2 separate regions of the Homo sapiens genome follow, and region 1 is linked to region 2. A link is an interaction called in ENCODE POLR2A ChIA-PET data of the cell type or tissue named here. Cell type or tissue: MCF 10A. All regions are shown on one strand. Links, peaks and the distances in the headings refer to the core of each region. The heading gives the core; the rest is flanking DNA.

Evidence for each region. ChIA-PET counts read pairs that join two places held together with the same protein. Peaks named below come from ENCODE experiments on the same cell type or tissue, not always from the same donor. Only the 100,000 strongest peaks of a DNase experiment are listed, where the experiment ranks them.
Region 1: POLR2A ChIA-PET joins it to region 2 with 18 read pairs; 8 of 35 experiments call an interaction of 5 or more read pairs at or near these places.

What each region holds. Positions count from the first base shown.
Region 1 is chr7:43,567,112-43,576,942 of GRCh38, reverse strand. No RefSeq gene overlaps it. Among named protein-coding and RNA genes, the nearest start is that of STK17A, 11 kb to the left of the region's middle. RefSeq lists a silencer at 4,314-4,393. In MCF 10A, for the core only: no CTCF peak of the experiment used is centred there; DNase peaks (open chromatin) are centred at 4,272, 7,372 and 8,182.
Region 2 is chr7:43,511,408-43,521,238 of GRCh38, reverse strand. All of the region lies in intron 24 of HECW1 (HECT, C2 and WW domain containing E3 ubiquitin protein ligase 1), which reads right to left. LUARIS (lncRNA upregulator of antiviral response interferon signaling) reads left to right here. Exons shown (of 3, transcript NR_038276.1): 2 at 9,116-9,831. Among named protein-coding and RNA genes, the nearest start is that of LUARIS, 6.2 kb to the left of the region's middle. In MCF 10A, for the core only: no CTCF peak of the experiment used is centred there; a DNase peak (open chromatin) is centred at 4,118.

The DNA.
Region 1 (9,831 bases), core at 1,192-9,191, 55 kb before region 2:
GTGAAAAAAGAATCAATTCAATGCTATCTTTAAAAGATAGTATTGAAATATACGAAGCAAAATGACAGAACTAAAAGGAGAAATACACAAATCTACCATCACAACCTGAGATTTTTAACACATTCCTCTCTGTAACTGATAGAACAAGCAGGGAAAAAAATAGAAAGGACATAGAAGCATTGAACAACACAATGAACAAAATTGACATGATACACATACAACACTACAGAATATATATTATTTTGCTGCAAAAAGAATATTTATTGATTATGTAGTGGGTCGTAAAGCACTTTTCAACAATTTTAAAGGACTGAAATTCTATAGAGTATGCCCTATCATCATAGTGGAATTAAGGAAGAAACCAAATGTCATCTATTATTTTGATATAAAACAACCACAACCAAAAGCCACAATCACAAATAAGTGGAAATTGGCCAATTTACTTCTCATCTATGTTGACAGAAAATGCTGGGAAAAAACATTGCATAATATTCAATACCCACTCATGACTGATTAAAATAGAAGGGAATTTCCTAAACTTAAGAAGATACATCTCTAAAAAACCTACAGAAGTATTATCGTTGAAGTCAGAGGCACAGCAAAGTTACGTGCTATCACGACTCTTATTCAGTGTTGCAGTTGAGAACCTAAATAGTGCAGTAAGACACTCTGGCATTAATATTGGAAAGGAAGAATTTAAATGGTCATGAAGGAATAGTCACAATTGTTAAATGTAGAGAATTCTATATTCTACTTCTAGAATATCCAAAAGAATAAACTGGACCGGGCTCATGCCTGTAATCCTAACACTTTGGGAGACCGAGGTGGGAAGATCGCTTGAGCTTAGGAGTTTGAAACCAGCCTGGGCAACATAGTGAAACCTTGTTTCTATTAATGCTATTTTAAAATGTAATAAAAAAGGGCTGGGTGTGATGGCTCATGCCTGTAATCCCACCACTTTGGGAGGGAGGCCGAGGTGGGTGGATTGCTTGAGGTCAGGAGTTCAAGACCAGCCTGATCAACATGGTGAAACCCCGTCTCTACTAAAAATACAAAAATTAGCCGGGCATGGTGGCGGGCATCTGTAATTCCAGCTACTCGGGAGGCTGAGGCATAAGAATCGCTTAAACCCGGGAGGTGTAGGTTGCAGTGAGCCAGGATAGTGCCACTGCACTCCAGCCTGGGTGACAGCATGAGACCCCATCTCAAAAAAGAAAATTTTAAAATAAAAGAAAATAAATAAATAAGTAAAATGTAATAAAAAAGAATCAACTGAAAAATATTAAAATTAATATATTTTAAAAGACAATTAGGTTTAATAAAAATAAATCAATAGCATTCCTACATAATAACAATGAGATATGAAAGCTAATGGGGAACTATTCCATTTGAATAAAATGAAAATAAAGCATGCAGAAACGACCCTCACAAAAATGCACAAAGCTTATATTTTATTTTAAAGAATGTATCTATTCTAAGAGACATAAACAAATGCTTCAATAGAGATACATAGATGAAAAGATTAGATTCTGTAATTCTTTGGAAATAAATCAGTATCTTTAACAAAATTCTAATAAGTCTCAAAAATATGTCTTTTGGAATGTGTTAAAATTATCTCAGAGTTCATCATGAAGAATATCCAAATGAGTGTAGCTAGAAAATTTTTGCAAAAGAAAGTCGTAAGGAGAGAACTGTCCTAACATATTAAAATACAGTATGAAATAAGATAGCTCAACATAGCAGAATAGTTTTGAAATAGAGTTATAATATTTAAGAAACCACAATAAGCCCCAAATCTTCTAAATCATTAAATGTAAAACAAACAAACAAAAACTACAAAATCTAGAAAGAAATGACACATAACAATTAGCTGACTTTTTCTTTTTTTGTTGTTTTTTTGACACGGGGTCTCACTGTTGCCCAGACTGGAGTGGAGTGGTGCCAGCTCGGCTCACTGCAACCTCTGCCTCCTGGATTGAAGCGATTCTCTTGCCTCGGCCTCCCGAGTAGCTGGGATTACAGGCATGTGCCACCATGCTTGGCTAATTTTTGTATTTTTAGTAGAGACAGGTTTTTGCCATGTTGGCTAGGTTGGTCTTGAACTCCTGGCCTCAAATGATCCATCCTCCTTGGCCTCCCAAAGTGCTGGAATTACAGGCATTAGTCACTTTGCCTGGCCTTGACAATTAGCTGATTTCTGAAAGAAAAAGTAACTTCTAAGAAATAAAGCAGTGGAAAAAAACTCCAAGAAAAATATTTGACTACCTAATAATTCAAAAATCATTGCATATCAAAAAATGTTATATGCAAAGTTAGAAGGCAAACAAGCTGGAAATACATTAGCAAAAAGCATTATAGATAAAAATCATACCCTAAATGAAGAACATATAATAAGAGGTGTGCCAACACTATATTAGAAAGAGGTCAAAGAAAATAAAAGATTTTTTTATAGTGAAATGTTCAAATTTAATTTATATTTCCTGGAGAAATATAAATGGGGTTTCATTTTTGCCAATAAAATTGGCAAAGATTTTTAGGGTAATTCAATGCCCATTGTTAGTGATAATGGGGAGAAAGACTGGAAAGATAAAAACCCAAGTGCTTTTTGTTTCCTTGTGTTGTTCTGATCTGTGTTTTTCTGTATAGAGCGCTATACCTGATTTTATCAGATATTCTTACCTGGCCCACCTGTTTTAATATCAACCTGAGTTTATCTTTATCAAATTGCATTATAAGTGTATACTTTCTTTCTTCCTAGTTAGATCAGAAGGGACCATTTATTCTATATCCTCAGTGTGTATAAGTGACACTTTGTAAATATTGATGAATAGATGTGGTTGAATTGAGTATGCAATGCTCTTACTATCCGAGTAAGATAATGGTTAAATGAATTTTGATATATTTACCTGATAGGTTATTATGCAATACTTTTTTTTTTTTGAGATGGAGTTTCTCTTTTGTTGCCCAGGCTGGAGTGCAATAGTGTGATCTCAGCTCACTGCAACCTCCGCCTCCTGGGTTCAAGCTATGCTCCTTCCTCAGCCTCCCAAGTAGCTGGGATTACAAGCATGCACCACCATGCCCAGCTAATTTTGTATTTTTAGTAGAGATGGGGCTTCCCCATGTTGGTCAGGCTGGTCTCGAACTCCCCACCTCAGGTGATCCGCCTTCCTTGGCCTCCCAAAGTTCTGGGATTACAGGCGTGAGCCACCGTGCCTGGCACTTACATATCAACCTTTTGAAAAAGATTTTTAGGGTAGAAAATCAGTTTTCTTAGGTCAATCTGACAGAAGTTTAATCTAAAAAAAATCAACTGGGCAATATTTTTAAACATACAATTATAATAAAAGTATACTTTGTAAATATATATATATATGAAAAAGATAGATTCACTTATTTTTAGAAGCTAGGTCTTTCAAGTGCTGTAAGCTGCCAACATTCTCATTCGTGTTAAATACTTACAGGCTTCAAGGGACTTGTTTTAGCAAACAAACAAACAAAAAAGTAGGCCGAGCATGGTAGCTCATGCTTGTAATCCCAACACTTTGGGAGGCTGAGGTGGGCAGATGGCTTGAGCTCAGGAGTTCGAGACCGGCCTGGTCAACATGGTGAAATCCTGTCTCTACTACAACTACAAAATAATTAGCTGGGCGTGGTGGTGGGCGTCTGTAATCCCAGCTACTCGGGAGGCTGAGGCAGGAGAATTGCTCTAACCCAGGAGGCGGAGGTTGCAGTGAGTGGAGATCACACCACTGCACTCCAGCTTGGGCGACAGAGTAAGACTCTGTCTCAAAAAAAAAAAAAAAGTAAAAAGAAACTGTTCTTCTCAAACCTGCCTTTTCATGGTTTATAATCTTTCATCCCTGATTCATATATTTGAATCTTTCTTCATCGACTTGGACATTTAAAAGTAGTTATGTTGTGGCTTTTTTAGAATGCAGTACTATTTCAAGTTCCATTGGCTCATTCCATCTGTGGATTTTCTTTCCTAGTAATGGAGTTCCTTATATATTTTATACTTTTTTGATGATGAGCTCCTATTTTAACTGTAACTTTGTATTTTTAAATGTTTCAAATAGGGTCTGAGTTGGGAAAGAATCTCTATGATGTGGTTTCTAAATGGCCTCTGCCCTGACTACAGAGCTTGTTGATTGGGAGACAAATTTCTGGCTTAATTTCTCAATGGAGCTTGGGGGTTCTGAAGCATTTGGATGACGTGAATTTGTGTTCTGCACTGTCATGAGCCATGAGTCAGGATTCAGGATCTGTGGTTCACACCACTTCCTCCATCAAACAACTTATTGCCTGCTCTGTGCCAGCAGAGGAGGTTTTTACAACCCAGTCATGAAGAAGTCAGCACTTTCCCAATTTCAGGTTCAATGCCAAGAGTTCATTTTCAGTTCCTTGCTCTATAAGAAGACTGAGGGCTCAAGTCCTGACCCAGAAGAAAACCCATGTCCTTAAAGTGTTTAACCAATTCTTACTAACCACTGTAGCTGTAGGTTTCTTTTTATTGCTAGCTTCTTAGCTTCACTGTATATTACATTAAAAACAATATATATATATATTTTTTTTTTTTTTTTGAGATGGAGTCTTGCTGTCACCCAGGCTGCAGTGCAGTGGCACAATCTCAGCTCGCTGCAGCCTCTGCCTCCTGGGTTCCAGTGATTCTCCTGCCTCAGTCTCCTGGGTAGCTGGGATTACAGGCACACACCACCATGCCTGGCTAATTTTTGCATTTTTAGTAGAGACGGGGTTTCGCCATGTTGGCCAGGCTGGTCTCGAACTCCTGACCTCAGGCAATCCGCCCGCCTTGGCCTCCCAAAGTGCTGGGATTACAGGCGTGAGCCACCACGCCCGGCTTTTTTTTTTTTTTTTCTTTTTTTGAGACAGAGTCTCGCACTGTCGCCCAGGCTGGAGTGCAATGGCGCAATCTTGGCTCACTGCAACCTCCACCTACTGGGTTCATGTGATTCTCCTGCTTCAGTAATTAAGTAGCTTGGATTACAGGCACATACCACCACACCTGGCTAATTTTTTGTATTTTTAGTAGAGTCGGGGTTTCACTATGCTGGCCAGACTGATCTGGAACTCCTGACCTCATGATCAGCCCGCCTCAGGATCCCAAAGTGCAGGGATTACAGGCGTGGGCCACCATCTTTTTACATTTCGAGCATGAGGGTGGTGGTTGTTTTCAAGTCAGCTTAGTGCTCCATCTTAATTGGAAGTCTGCTATTGTTTGCTTGTTTTTTTGTTTTGGTTTATTTTTCAGTCAATTCAGCTGTCTTTTTATGTATTTTGCTTCTATTTCTCAGGGGTCATGTCTTCTGGCTAGCTATTCAGAATGCCAATTAGAAAATACATATTTTTTTTGAGCCAGAGTCTTGCTCTGTTGCCCAGGCTGGAGTGCAGTGGCATGATCATAGCTCACTGCAGCTTTGAACTCCCAGGCTCAAGGGATCCTCCCACCTCAGTCTCCTGAGTAGCTGGGACTATAGATGTGTACCACTGCATCTGGCTAATTAATTATTATTTTTTTTTTTTAGGAGAGATATGGTCTTGCTATGTTGCCCAGGCTGGTCTTGAACTCCTGGCCTCAAGCAGTCCTCTTGCCTTGGCCTCCCAAAGTGCTAGGACCACAGGCATGAGCCGCTGCACCTGGCCCAATTAGAAATTTTTTAATAATTTCAATTGTTGCCAGTAGTGAGTCATCTTCAGGGATGAACTCTTCCTTTGAGTCTTCAGGGTGCTGTTTCTTTTTCTTGTTCTGTGATGTTTGTCATAGTTTCCAGAATTATTTGTCCTTCAGTGAGTAAATTAGACCTAGCTTTTGCTAAGGAACTGTGTGTCTGTGTGTGTGTGTGTGTGTGTGTGTGTGTGTTTTGGTTCAACCCTCTGTTCATTTGGACACCTGGACTCCTACATCTGGACAGCAGGTAGGTGAGCACAGACCAACTGGAGAATCTGGTAAGTATTCATCTAAGTGAAGCTCAGTGGAACTGAGGAAGTATTGCCTTCTACCTTTACTGCTTGCTCTTCTGAAAAACTATGAAAACTACAAGCCACCGCAGGCTTGACCAGAAATGCTTCAGTTTCAAAGGCATTTGCATTTGCTGTCGCCTTTGACCAAGCCACTCTTCCTCCAGAGAGTGTCAACGCTCATTCTCTCATCTCTTAAGATTTTGCCCAAACATCATCTTTTGTCAGCACCTTCCCTAAAAATTCTTTTTATATTTCTAATCCCTTCTATTTCAACCCTCTTCATTTCCTTTCTCTTCCTTTCCTCTCCTTTTTCCCCGTCACACTTACCACCTCTCAACATACTCTATTATGTACTTACTTATTCTTTGTTTTGTTTACTGATGCAACACCAGTGCCTAAAACAATGCCCAGCACAGTGCTGATGTTCAATAAACATTTATTGATAAATTGAATAAATAAGTGCTTTGCCACTAGGGTTCTTCTTTCTCCTACCCTCCCCTACAGAATTTGTGTATGGGGGCTTCATCTTTTGGAATATGCGATACAGGATAATTTTCCTTTAGTTCCTGCTGTCTACATAGGAGTTCTAATCCAGGATAAACATAGAGTGTTACTGATGATGGGGTGGAAAGAGTATCTAAGAACAGTTTAGTGTCTGACCTGAATGAACGAAGTCACCTCCAGATCCACCAGTAAGATGCAATTTTGAACCATAACTTGGCCTTTGATATTTTAAAACTCTTGATACATATCATCAAATTATATTCAGAAAAGTTATGCCAACATGCCAATTTCTCTTTTCTCTGCAGTCTCATTATTAATTAATTAATTAATTATTATTTTTTTGAGACAAGGTCTCACTATGTTGACTAGGCTGGTCTCAAGCTCCGAGCCTCAAGCAGTCCTCCTGCCTTAGCCTCCTGAGTAGTTGGGATTTGTGAGCCACCAGACTTGGCCATTGTCAATTGAAACTAAAGAGTAGCTACCATGCATAGTGAATGCTCTCCTAAGGGTAAACGGTCAGTGTTTCTTCTCAAAAGTTATCCTAAAAAGGAAAGAATGCTGAATGGTCTTTGAATCAATTATCTATTGCCACAAAAAAGTACAGTGATCACAAAATATCACTGGTGTTTAACCATGCACTTTTAGTGTTGATGTCTCCGGGGTCAGCTGGAGGTTGGCCGGGTGGCTCTAATGATCCTGGCTGGGTTTGCTCAAGTACCTGGTGGTCAGCTGGCTGTTGGTTGATCTAGCCTGGCTCGGTTTGGCCCCTGACATCTCTCATTCTCCTCTTATTCCAGGCCTGCTCTCATGGTGATAGCACAGCAACAAGAGAGAGAGGTCAAGCTCAGCCGTGCAAGTACTTTACATGCCTCTGCTTGTGTTATGCTGGGTGGGTGGTTCAGGGAATGACTCAGAATGACCAACCACAGATGGAGGTGACTGCAAAGTTACAGGGTAAAGGATGTGACTTCAGGGGGGCTGAAGAATTGAGGCCCTTTTATGTGATCCACCACAATCTTAGAAGAGAGTTATTTCCCGTTGTCGTTTAATTTTTCCTACTGAAAGAATAAGGTTGGAAAAAGGGAAGAAGCTCTTTTTATGAGTGAATATAAAATTCTGGACAGGATAAAAGCCAGGACCCCATTTTTATTACATTTAAAAAGTAATAGGGATTATGTAACAACTGTGTAAGAAAAACAGAAAACTCTATAGGATGTACTCTTTGGAATAAAATGGAAAGAAATACAAGTTCTTGGGCATATATAACTTGCCCAATTATTTGAACAAATTAATTCTAATCTGAATAAGTTTTAATGCTAATTCAATCAGAAGTTCCAGACATTAAAAAGAAATCTCTTTGTAGCTGTATTCTCCCAGCTTTTAAAGATATGAAGGTTCTTAGGCTGATTGAATCACCTCTGCTCATTTCTTTGTTTACTGTTTCAGAAAAAAATATTTCCCTCTTTCTGGTATAATACATTTAAATTATTTTTCCCATTTTTATACATGCTCAAATTCTGTCTCCGAGTTCATTCCTGCCCATGCTTCCTCACCAGCAGAGACAATTGCTCCTGTTGCCTTTTCCTGTAGCACGTTGCTTATTATTTTTTAATGGCGTCATATTGTACTCAGGAGCCAGGTTTGGCGAGCTGGGTTGGGGAGACTACTCACACTGGAATCGGGCCAAATCTCAACTGGAGGAGAATAATGCATTATTATATTGTTAGATCATGAGCTCCCTGAGGGCAAAGACTGCCACTGGCCCCTGTGTCTGGCACAAGACCCAACACGTAACAAGTATTCAATAAGTGGTTACTTGAATGAGGTGGTGTGTGGTTGAGTGCTTGGGCCCTGGAGCTGGCTCCTTGTTCTCAAATCTTGGCTATGTCGTTTACTAACTGTGTGTCTTTGGGCAAGTTAGTTCACTTCTTTGTACTTTTTTTCTTTTTCAGCTTAAAAGAGGGATATAAAGGTAGCTATTTCATAAGATGATACATAAAAGGCATGTCAGAATTTATGATTGTTACTATTACTGCTGGAGGCTCTTAAGGTGGCAGGAAGGAGGATGTTACAGATTGAATCATGTCCTCCAAAGAAGATATACTGGAGCTCTAACTCCACCCAGTACCTCAAATATGATTCTATTTCCTTATTTGGAGGTAAGGTCTTTACAGAACTAATCAAGTTAAAGTGAGGTCATTAGCGTTAGCCCTAATCCAATATGATGTTGTCCTCATAAAAAGGAAAAGTGTAGACACACACACACACACACACACACACACACACACACACACAGTCATACAAAGATGAAGGCAGAGATCTACAAGCCAAGGAATGCCAAATACTGCAAGAAAACCACTGGAAACTAGGAGAGCGGGGTGGAATAGATGCTTTCCCACAACCCTGAGAAGGAACCAGCCCCCGACACCTTCATAGCAAACTGCTAGCCTTCTTTAAGCCACCCAACTTGGGGTTCTTTGTTCTGGCAGCCCTAGCAAACTTGCACAGAGGGGCCGTGGGAACCAGCAGCCCACATCCTTCTTTGGTGACTGCACACTGACCTTGGATTCCTGGCATCCAGTTGTACTCTTTCAGGTTCCATCTCTTCTGCATACCTCATGCTCCTGGCACATTTTTGAATGGTTATGCCAGGTCCAGAGCCCAGGACCCCACAGGATATTTTGTGATAAGGCGGTAGCCTTCAAGGTAAAACTCAGTGGCCTTGACATCAACTATTCTGTTCTCAGATCTCCAAGGTAAACCTGTTGGACAAAAGTGTCTAAGCCTATTCCCAGCCATAAATGTGATATGTAATTCCTGCAGCACTGATAAAGGTTGGCCTGATCCTCCATAACTCCCTTCACTTATTCTGTTAGAGAGCCATCCTCTATAAACACATCTAAACCATGTCTGGAGTACAAGCTATGTGTGTCACTTTTCCCTTTACAGTATATAATTAGTGAGCTGTCAGCACATTAATTGGAAAAGTATGGCCATAGAAATCAGGAGACCTGGCCGAGTGCGGTGTCTCAACCTGTAATCCCAGCACTTTGGGAAGCCAAGGCAGGTGGATCACTCGAGGCCAGGAGTTTGAGACCAGCCTGACCAACATGGTGAAACCCCATTTCTACTAAAAATACAAAAATTAGCTGGGCATGGTGGTGCACACCTGTAATTCCAGATACTTGGGAGGCTGAGACAGGAGAATTGCTTGAAACCGGGAGGTGGAGGCTGCAGTGAGCCGAGATCACGCCATTGCACTCTGGCCTGGGCAACAACAGTGAAACTCAGTCTCAAAATAAATAAATAAATAAAAATAAAAAAGAAATCAGGAGACCTGAAGTC
Region 2 (9,831 bases), core at 852-8,851:
CCATTCATGACTCTGCCCTCATCGTTTAATCACTTCTTAAAGGCCCCACCTCTTAATATCATCACGTTGGTGATTAAGTTTCAACATATGAATTCTGAGAGACGCATCCGTCAAACCACATCAGGCACTCTTATGTCCTTTTGGTGAACTAGGAGGCTGAGACTCAGATAGGTTAAGAAAGCTGCCCAGGTTCTACTGAGAGTTGGAGCAGGCATGAAACCTGGGTTTGCCTTTTGCTGTGTGGCACCTGCCTCAGGACCTGAAGGGTGCTGCCTCCATGCCAGAAACCACGCTGGCTGCAGAGGGCAAACCTGAACAATAAGATGTTGCCCTGATCCAGTTTAAAAGCTAACACAAAGTGGCCAGGGAGGGATGGAAGGAGAGACGCAGACAGTAGATTAGAGCAGTGCTTTCTCAAGCTATTTTGCACAGAAGCATAGAGATGGGGAGGAGGAAGAGCCTGAGGGGCTCAGTGAACCAGGCACCCCTCCTTGCCAGAGGCAAGGCTTCACTTTCGTCTGTTCTAGATTGGAGAACAAGGTTCCAGCTAAAAGGGTTTGGAAACCTTTGTGTTTTTTTTAAAAAAAACCTTAAAGTAGAATAATAATAATAAAAAAATAATTCAAGAGAAGATGAACATATTTGTCTTGAGAAGGTGCAGGAAATCATGAAGAAATCATGAATGAACTACACAGTATTTTAAGTGGATTTTCAGGGTAGGAAATTTGCGCCCATGTAAATGAGAGAAGAAGAACAGAAGAAACAATCGCGCACATATGGGCAGCAGAGCAAAGCCTAAGGAAGCGTGGGGAGGGCAGAGGAGGAGCTGCCCGGGAGAGGCAGATGGTGTCTCAAGGCAGGTGGTCCTCGTGCTTTGGCTGTCCTGAGAATCCGAGGAGTCCAGACTCCATTTCGTAGACAGTAGGGAATTAGTAAAGAGGTCTGTGCTGAGTAAAGGGGGGATAAATGGAAAAAGAGATAAAGAAGGGAAGAGACCCAGGGTAGGGTGAGCATAGTTGTACCATATACATGAGGCATTCACAATATGCCAGGAGCTCATGTGTAGAACAGTTTGTAGAACCCAGCATCAAGTCCTTAGGTGATAAGAATAGTGCATTGATGAATGCATATCTAAGACATTTGTTTACCACTAATAATTAAGCTAAGACATTTTTACCAAATGGCATCTTGGCTGTAAGAGATTTATTTATTTTTTACCCACAGATGTAATTTTTATATAGACTTTGGCTTCTCCTGGCATGGCTGGCTCCTGTTACCTCGGCTCATCTCCTGTGACACATATTGATAATCTAAAATGTGCCCTTCCATATTTTTTATCTGAATCATATAATCACATACTAATATATTTATATTTACATATCTCTAGCTACATACACACAGGCTTGGGGTTACTATTTTTCAGTTTTTGAATTGCGTTTTTCATGCTTTTCTGCTTTTCTTCTCTCAACAATATCTTGAGGAAATCTTTCTCTATCACCTGGTAAGGTTCTAATTCAGTCTTTTTTATGCCTCATATGACTGTGCAGTGTGGATCTGCTGTAATACATTTAACCATTCCCCTGCCGATGGACATTTGCATTGCTTCTAGGTTTGTGTCTTTACAAACAATGCTGAAATAAACACACCTGGGTGTTTTGTGCGGCAGTCCAGCATAGCTTTTAAAAGTCTGCACTAGGCCAGGCGCGGTGGCTCACGCCTGTAATCCCAGCACTTTGGGAGGCCGAGACGGGCCAATCATGAAGTCAGGAGTTTGAGACCAGCCTGGCCAAAATAGTGAAACCCCGTCTCTACTAAAAATACAAAAATTAGCCGGGTGTGATAGTGGGCGCCTGTAGTCCCAGCTACTCAGGAGGCTGAGGCAGGAGAATCGCTTGAACCAGGAAGGTGGAGGTTGCAGTGAGCCAAGATCGTGCCATTGCACTCCAGCCTGGTGACAGAGCAAGACTCTGTCTAAAAAAAAAAAAAGTCTGCACTCTAGAGTCAGACTGCATGTGATTGCTCCCTACCTCTGTCACTTACTAGCTCTTGTATTGGGCAAGTTTAAACCTCTATGGGTATGAGTTTCCTCATTTGTAAAATAGAGGATTATACTAGGTTATGTAATTCATGTTGAGCCTTTGCAAAAATACCTGGCCCATAATAAGGGCTCAATAAATATTACCTGTTATTACAAAAGTACTGAATATTAGTGCTTTTGTTTCTATGAGATAACTTTATGGGCTAAAGGGTATAGGGGTTTTAAAAATTTTAGTTTATATTGTGGATTGCATTCCCCCCTGAAAGGCTATAAAATTGCTTTCATGCATGTTTCTACCAACAATGCATGAAAGCATCCTTTTACTTATGTCCCCTCCAAAAATAAATAACTCTTCAATTTTTGGCAATTTGATCGTTATAAGGTGATATATCATTGTTACCTTAGTTTTCATTTCCTTCACCACTGGAAAAGTTGACATTTTTTAATGGGTTTATCAATCATTTGAATTTGTTCTTCTCTGACCAACTTTTTCATATTCTTTACCAGTTTTCCCAGGGTTGTATCTCCTCTTTTTTTCAAGTTGCAAGAGCTCTTTGAAATTTGTATTACAGATTTTCAACCTCTGATTTTCTTGAGTTGCAAAGATTAATTTTCAAGATCAAAGCTTGTCTTTTGACCTTGTTTATGGTATTTTTGTCAGAAAGTATTTTAACTTTTATATATTCAAATACGTTTTTTTTTTTTGAGATGGTGTCTCACTCTGTTGCCCAGGCTGGAGTGCAGTGGCGCAATCCAGGCCCACTGCAACCTTTGCTACCTGGGTTCAAGCAATTCTCCTGCCTCAGCCTCCTGAGTAGCTGGGATTACAGGCATGTGCCACTAGGCCTGGTTAATTTTTGTATTTTTTAGTAGAGATGGGGTTTCACCATGTTGGCCAGGATGGTCTCAAACTCCTGACCTCAAGTGATCCACCCGCCTTGGCCTCCTAAAGTGTTGGAATTAGAGGTGTGAGCCACTGTGCCCGGCCTTTCTTTTCTTTTATAGATTCTAGTTGTTGATTAAAAAGATTGTCTCTAAAAAGGTCTCTACCACTCAAGGTTTCTTGAGTTCATTTTATGTTCTCAATAATTTTTATGTTCTAGCATATGCATAAATTCACCTAGATTTTCCTGAAGAAATTTCATTCCTTTTTTTCACGTATTTTCAAAGTAGAGAGGAATCTAACATAATTTTCTTTTGGTTGCATACCCAGTTACAGTACTGGCATCATTAACTAAATAGTTAATTCTTTTCCTACTGGAAGTTTCTCACACATTCTGAAGAAAGCTGGGTTCAGAAATAGGACAGGCAGAATCCCAACCAATCCCGTACATTCTATGGTGACTTCTCATCTAACTTTTGCTCCACATCTTCTTTGAGAATTGATAGGGAGGCTACTGAGATTCAGCCAGAGATGGGGTCAGCAAAGCTCTTGTAGGTGTTCGTGAAAGAACCCAGGGGCTGTTGTTAGGGGTAGGGCTGGGGCTGGGGCTTACCTGATCTTAAACTCAGATCAAAAGTCCACACTGAGCTCTTTTGTCAGGAGGGCCCTGGGAGGTTGAAGGGCCATGAGACACCCAGTGGGATCTCATAATGTTGTGGTTTCTACCTACTAATTCAAGACTCTGCAGATGTAGCAAGGGATATTTAAAATGTGTTATCCGGGACTTCTTAAGTTCCATAAAACTCTACAATTACACTTAATACCCACTTACCCACTTGGCCAAACTCTAAACATGCACAAAAGAGCTTCCCTCCTCCCCCACTTCCCCTTGCTAAAGACCTGAAAACAGAAGATTTTTACCACCCAGGTAGTATCTGCTTGGGAAGGGAGAGAGGTCGGGGCTGGGGCAGAAGGGGGCAGGGGAGTCTGTTTATTTTGCAGTTAGCAAAGGGCCTTGGGATCCTCTTGGAAATTTTGGTTTGAGAGGTGGTAAAATGTCTGATTGTGACAACTGTAAGGTTAGATTCGTCACCACCACAGACATAAATGAGCTCACAGACATTTTGGTGGCTGCAGAGAAACTGATTAACAGCATCAAATCTGAAATCTGGCCCTGAAAATCCTTCTCACACTGACAATTATGTAAAGAGTGACTCATAACGTAGTCGTTTCTTAAAATGATACATGTTAGCACAAGCATAGGCCACATAACCACATTTCAGTTAATGACAGACCACATATACAACGGCGGTCTCAAAAGATTATAACGGAGCTGCCCTATACAGGTGTACCATTTCTTATCTTCTATACAATAATTTTACTGTACTTTTTCTATGTTTAGCTATGTTGAGATACACAAATACTTGCTATTGTGTTACAGTTGCCTAAGGTATTCAGTACAGTAACATGTTGTGCAGGTTTGTTGCCCAGGAGCAATAGGCTATAGCATAGAGCATAGGTGTGAGGTAGGCTCTGCCATCTAGGTTTGTGTAATTCCACTCTATGATGTTCACGCAATGATAAAATTGCTTAGTGATGCATTTCTCAGAGGTATCCCTGTCGTTAACTGACACATGACTGTACTTAAGACAAAGAAAATGTGTCTGAGGCGCTGGTATTCTTCCTAGGAATAGAGAAGGAACTCACCTATTTCAGTTGTTCAGACTTTTAGGGCATCTCAGATTTGCTCCAGGAAAAGTGACATTCAGAATGATTGGGACAAAAAGAATTTCCAGTGGTGATTTCAGAGAGAATAGTTGGTAGGAGCTTAAATGACACTCAACAATGAGTGAGAGGCTCCAAATTTACTTATTTATTTTTACTGTTTTTATTTATTTTATTTTAGTTTAAATATTCTGAACTAAAAATTGAAATGAGATAAAAATTCTCATTAACCAAGAAGTTTTACCTGAGAAGTATTCCATCCGTCCATCCATCCTTCCACTCAACCATCCGTCTATCTGTCCAGCCTGTCTTCTTCCCTCCCTCCTTTCTTTTTTTCCTTCCTTCCTTCCACACATATTTACTGAGCGCCAAGTATGTGACTAGGAAAGCTACAGCCAAGACTCTGGTCTCACTGGGCTTACATTTTCGGGAAGAAACGACAACGAATTATAAACATATTAATACTTTTTATAGTGATAAATTCAGTCAATATATTAAAGTAAGATGTTAAGTTGGAAAATTATAAATGGATGCACTATTTTAAATTGAGTGCTCAGGAAAGACCCTTAGAGAAGGGAATGTTTGAACTTAAATGTGAATCTTTCCTATATAAACATAATAGTTTGAAACTATATGCATTTGCAATATTCATGCATTGTATTAGACATAAAAATAAATTTGGACCTTTCACAATTCATTTATAGTTTTGTTTTTTATGCCTCCATTCAAAATATGCGAGCATTTTAACTTGGTAGTTTCTTATATATAATTTTGCAGCAAGTAAGTGAAGAGTTTCCAATGACACAAAGTTTTGGTAAATATTAAAAATGTTGAAATAACATATCTCACAGCATCTGGGAGTGTGCTACTATAATCTGGCTAATTCAGATTATAAAGAAGTATCATTTAAAATAGAGGGTACTACATAAAGAAGGAATGGTAGGTTGATTTTTAAAAAGGTGTCTTTGCACTGATAAGTATTTGGTAGAATTTTAGGTGCTCACCAGTGTCATTTCAAGCTATTTAGCCTGTCATATACTTAACTTCCCACCATTTATAATCTATCACCAAGTTTTGTTCATTCATTTGTTCATGCTCCTTCTGAAAAATCTTTCCATTTCTACTGCTTCTGCCCTATTTTGATTCTTTAATATCTCTTCCTACAACTATTTCACTAGCCTCTTAAATGACACCCCTATTGCCCACTCCAGTTCATCTTCCACTTGTAACCAGAGTTGACTTTCTGAGTTTAATAAAGATCTGATCAGGCTCTTCCTTTACTAATGAAATGCCTGGCTCCCTGTCATTGTCATCTTCATGACAAAACCCAAACGCCTGGGAATGCCATCAAATGCTTTTCCCTACCCGACACCAGGATGCCTTTCCAGCCTCTTTCTCTCTTCTGAGGCCACACCAAACTGACATCTGCTGTGAATGCTGGGCCCTCCATCTAGAATTCCCCACTCCTCTTCTCTGCCAGCCAATTATTCTCATTCATTTTTCCAAAGTTCCTTGTACCTCATTATTACAATACAATGTGATAAGCACTATAATAGAGGTATGCACAGCATTGGTCACATTGTATTTTAATTTGACCAATTATATATCTGACTTTGCCTTTGAATGGGGGCTAGATCCTGATGATAGAGCCATGATACCTGGGTTCCTATTCCTACCTGGTCCTCGACTATCTCTGTGGCTTTGTTTATGTCTGCACCTCATTTTCCTCATCTGTAAAAGTAGGATAACTCAGTATGTGGGTTATAATGTTGTAATAATAACATTATATCTGGGTTATAATGTTGTTAGACAGTGCCTGGTATATTTAGCATGTTCTCAATGGATCCTTCATTATTTAGCTTAATTATTAAATTATGTATCCCTAAAGATAGAAAATCAGGATACAATAAATATGAAAAGGATAAAAAAGTAGCATATGAGTGCCTCATCAATATGCAAATGACATCATCATAATCAAAGAATGAAGATATGAAATGTGGAATAGGCTGGGCACGTTGGCTCACGCCTGTAATCCCAGCACTTTGGGAGGCCAAGGAGGATGGATCACCTGAGGTCAGGAGTTTGAGACCAGCCTGTCCAACATGGTGAAACCCCGTCTCTACTAAAAATACAAAAATTAGCTGGGCGTGGTGGCATGTGCCTGTAATCCCAGCTACTTGGGAGGCTGAGGCAGGAGACTTGCTTGAACCAGGAGGTGGAGGTTGCAGTGAGCAAAGATTGCACTCAGCCTGGGGGACAAGAGCGAAATTCCATCTCAAAAAAAAAAAAAAGAAAAGAAAAGAAAAAAGAAATTTGGAATAGTATTCCAAGACTTCTGTCATCAAAGACACAACAGACACATACTGTTCTGTAAATTATAAGATTTCTGGTGGATGGGTTGAATGTCCTGAAATGTAGAGGCTCTTGTGGTAATTTTCCATTCCCTGCTCTCCTGTCCTCCACTAATTTCCCATCTTTTTCTGTCCTGCTCTGTGACTTAGGGACTGGCCACTGTGGGTTGCAGTATCTGGAGAGCCTCTGTCCTCTGGTTCATGGTTGGGTTTGGCCATTGGGACTGGAGGGTGGAAGAAGAGTGTTGATTGAGAGTGTTATTTCCCTGCTTTGCCCTGCTGTGGCCAGGTCTCGCAGGGGCTGTGTCCTTGAGTGACCACAGTGTCCATGGGTGGTCCCTTATAGGCTCCAGCTTTGAAAGAGCTCTTCTGACTCTAACTCCTCTTTCTCTTTGGCCTGAATATTATCACTGCTGACTTTGACATGGTCCTTTCAGTTTGGAAGTCAGTCGTACAAATAAGTAATGAAACAGCAATTGCAGAAAGTCTCTTTAGGTCAAAGGCAACAAAACAAAACAAAAATCAAAAATCCTGACCAAAAGCAAAAAACAAAAAAAAACCAAAACCCACAAACAGTTTTTTTTTCCAGCTTACTTAACGTGTGTAACACAGAATTTTCACTATATTTATTCATATTCGTATGTCTCAACACTGCACGAGAAAGAAAGGAAGTGGGTGGAATCATGATGCCCTGCTAGGGCTTTTGATTAAGCTGGCTCTATTCCAATGGATACAAAGCCCACACACAGGGAGCAGGAAGCCCAGAATGTCAAGTACCCACTCTCAAAGGGGAGCTTTCAGAGGAAGGACACACTGTCAGGGGTTTCTCCATTGATGTCTTTGGGCAGTGCCTTGCCTGGAAGTGGCCGCTGCAGGACCACGTGCAGTGTGAGAAGAAGGAGGAGGCCTTCCTTCAGTAACAAGCAGCATTCACGCGTCGTGGAGAGCAGAGTCCCAGAGTGTAAAGATCTTAAGGGACATGTGCATTTATCACTGACTTTGCAAGGGCTTTAAAACCACAGATAATACAGAAAAGTGTGAAATTTGAGCAATTAATTGCACATGGCAGGAGGGAGCACTTTATTAATCTTAACCCTGGTAGAAGGAAGAGACTGGTAGGACTTGTGGAATAATACTCATTTATGCACCCAGTGGTCGGGGAGATGTTCTGAACACCTGAAAGTGCCAGGTGTTGTGCTAGAGTGAAATAAGACAAAAGTGTCTCTGCTCCAATAGAGCTTATTTTTTAGAGGGAACTCAGAAAATGTGTAAGAGGATGGGACGCAGAAGAAGGTCAGCGAAGGATAAAGAAGCAGAATAACAACAACAAAAAAAGATAAAATTGACCACTGCAAAGTTGCTGCCTCCAGCCACAGCTGAGTACCGTGTCAATCCTGAGTGATGTTTAATCCTTTGAAGCCTTATAATGGATTTTTGCTAGGCATTAAAAAAATATAATCATGTAAGAGCAGCTGTGTTGAAACATTCATATAAACTCTACTCAGTGCATTTGGTTTCTCAGTTATTCCTCCATAGCAAACCAATCGGTATTAAATGTGTGTATGTTAAGCAGTAATAATTCTTCCAGTTAAAGGAAAACTCTAGTCCTTTCACTATTTCACTAGCCTACAAGCAACTGACTTTTAAATTCATCTAATTTTTATTAATGATTATGATAACATATAAAATTATGCTCAGCAGTACAAAATAGATCCATTTAGCTCATCAGCGTTTTACACATTTATAAATTTTATAAAATATGAATACCAATTTCACAGCATTTTCTGATAATGCCTCACTAGAGAATAAAATTTCTATTTTTGGAAAAAACCAACAACAACTTTTGAAGCTGACCTGGTTTGCCATGTTTATTTCGGGTCTGTGGTTATGCTTATCTCTGATTCCAGAGTGAAGGGAGGTGGGCAGGGCGTGGGTGTCCATTAAGGCACCTCTGTCCTTCCTGCAGGCCAAATCCTGCCCTGGCTTGTCCTGTGTCAAGGGACAATGTCCTGCTTTACAAAGTCAAGGCTGTGCCCATAGAAAGCCTTGTAATCTTTTGGTTTCTCCGTTTCCTTATGAGTGATGCACAGGCTCTGATGATTGTCATCCTCTTCACAGCCTCCATGAATCTCCTGATGAACTCCCTCAGAAGGTGGAAGGAGCACCTGACACCGACCCGAGATCAGCAGCAGCTACGCCCACGCTGTGGGCAGTTAAGAGGCAGCCAGTGGTACCAGTCGTGAGCGATCAGATTTGAGGACTCAGGATTCTGGTTTCCTGAGTGTCATGGACCTGCGGGCTGCAGAAATGACAGCGACAGGTCTTCAGGCAGGTGCCACAGCACCCACACACTGCCAGCATTTTGTGCAAAATACCCAAAGCCACATCACCAGATCTGGGCTCTCCTAGCTTCCCTTTGCTAAAATGCTGGCCAAAGAGCTTAACGAGCCACTCAGGGGCACAAGATAGGTGAAACCTGCATGTTTTGTTTGTTAAACTATTTGCCACATGGCACAAGAAAATAACAAAAAATAAACAAAAGGAATAACTGCAGCATCATGGTTTTGTTAAGATGTCCCAAAGCTGATCAGGGCTTCCTGTTGAAATCTAAATGAGACTCTTCCTAGGTGGCTTACATTCAGTCAGCTGTGGCTCTGTGCAAAGAAAACCAGTTTCCCTTGCTCAGAAATTTGGAGCCACTGATAAGAGAAGAAAAGTGTGATTCCACATGGAGGGTCATGATACAATCTGATCTCTGACCCCGTGGAGGTGAAGGGGCTTGTTCTGCATGCCAGGCTGAGGACTCTCGGGACTGAGGCATTCAGAGTCGCAGC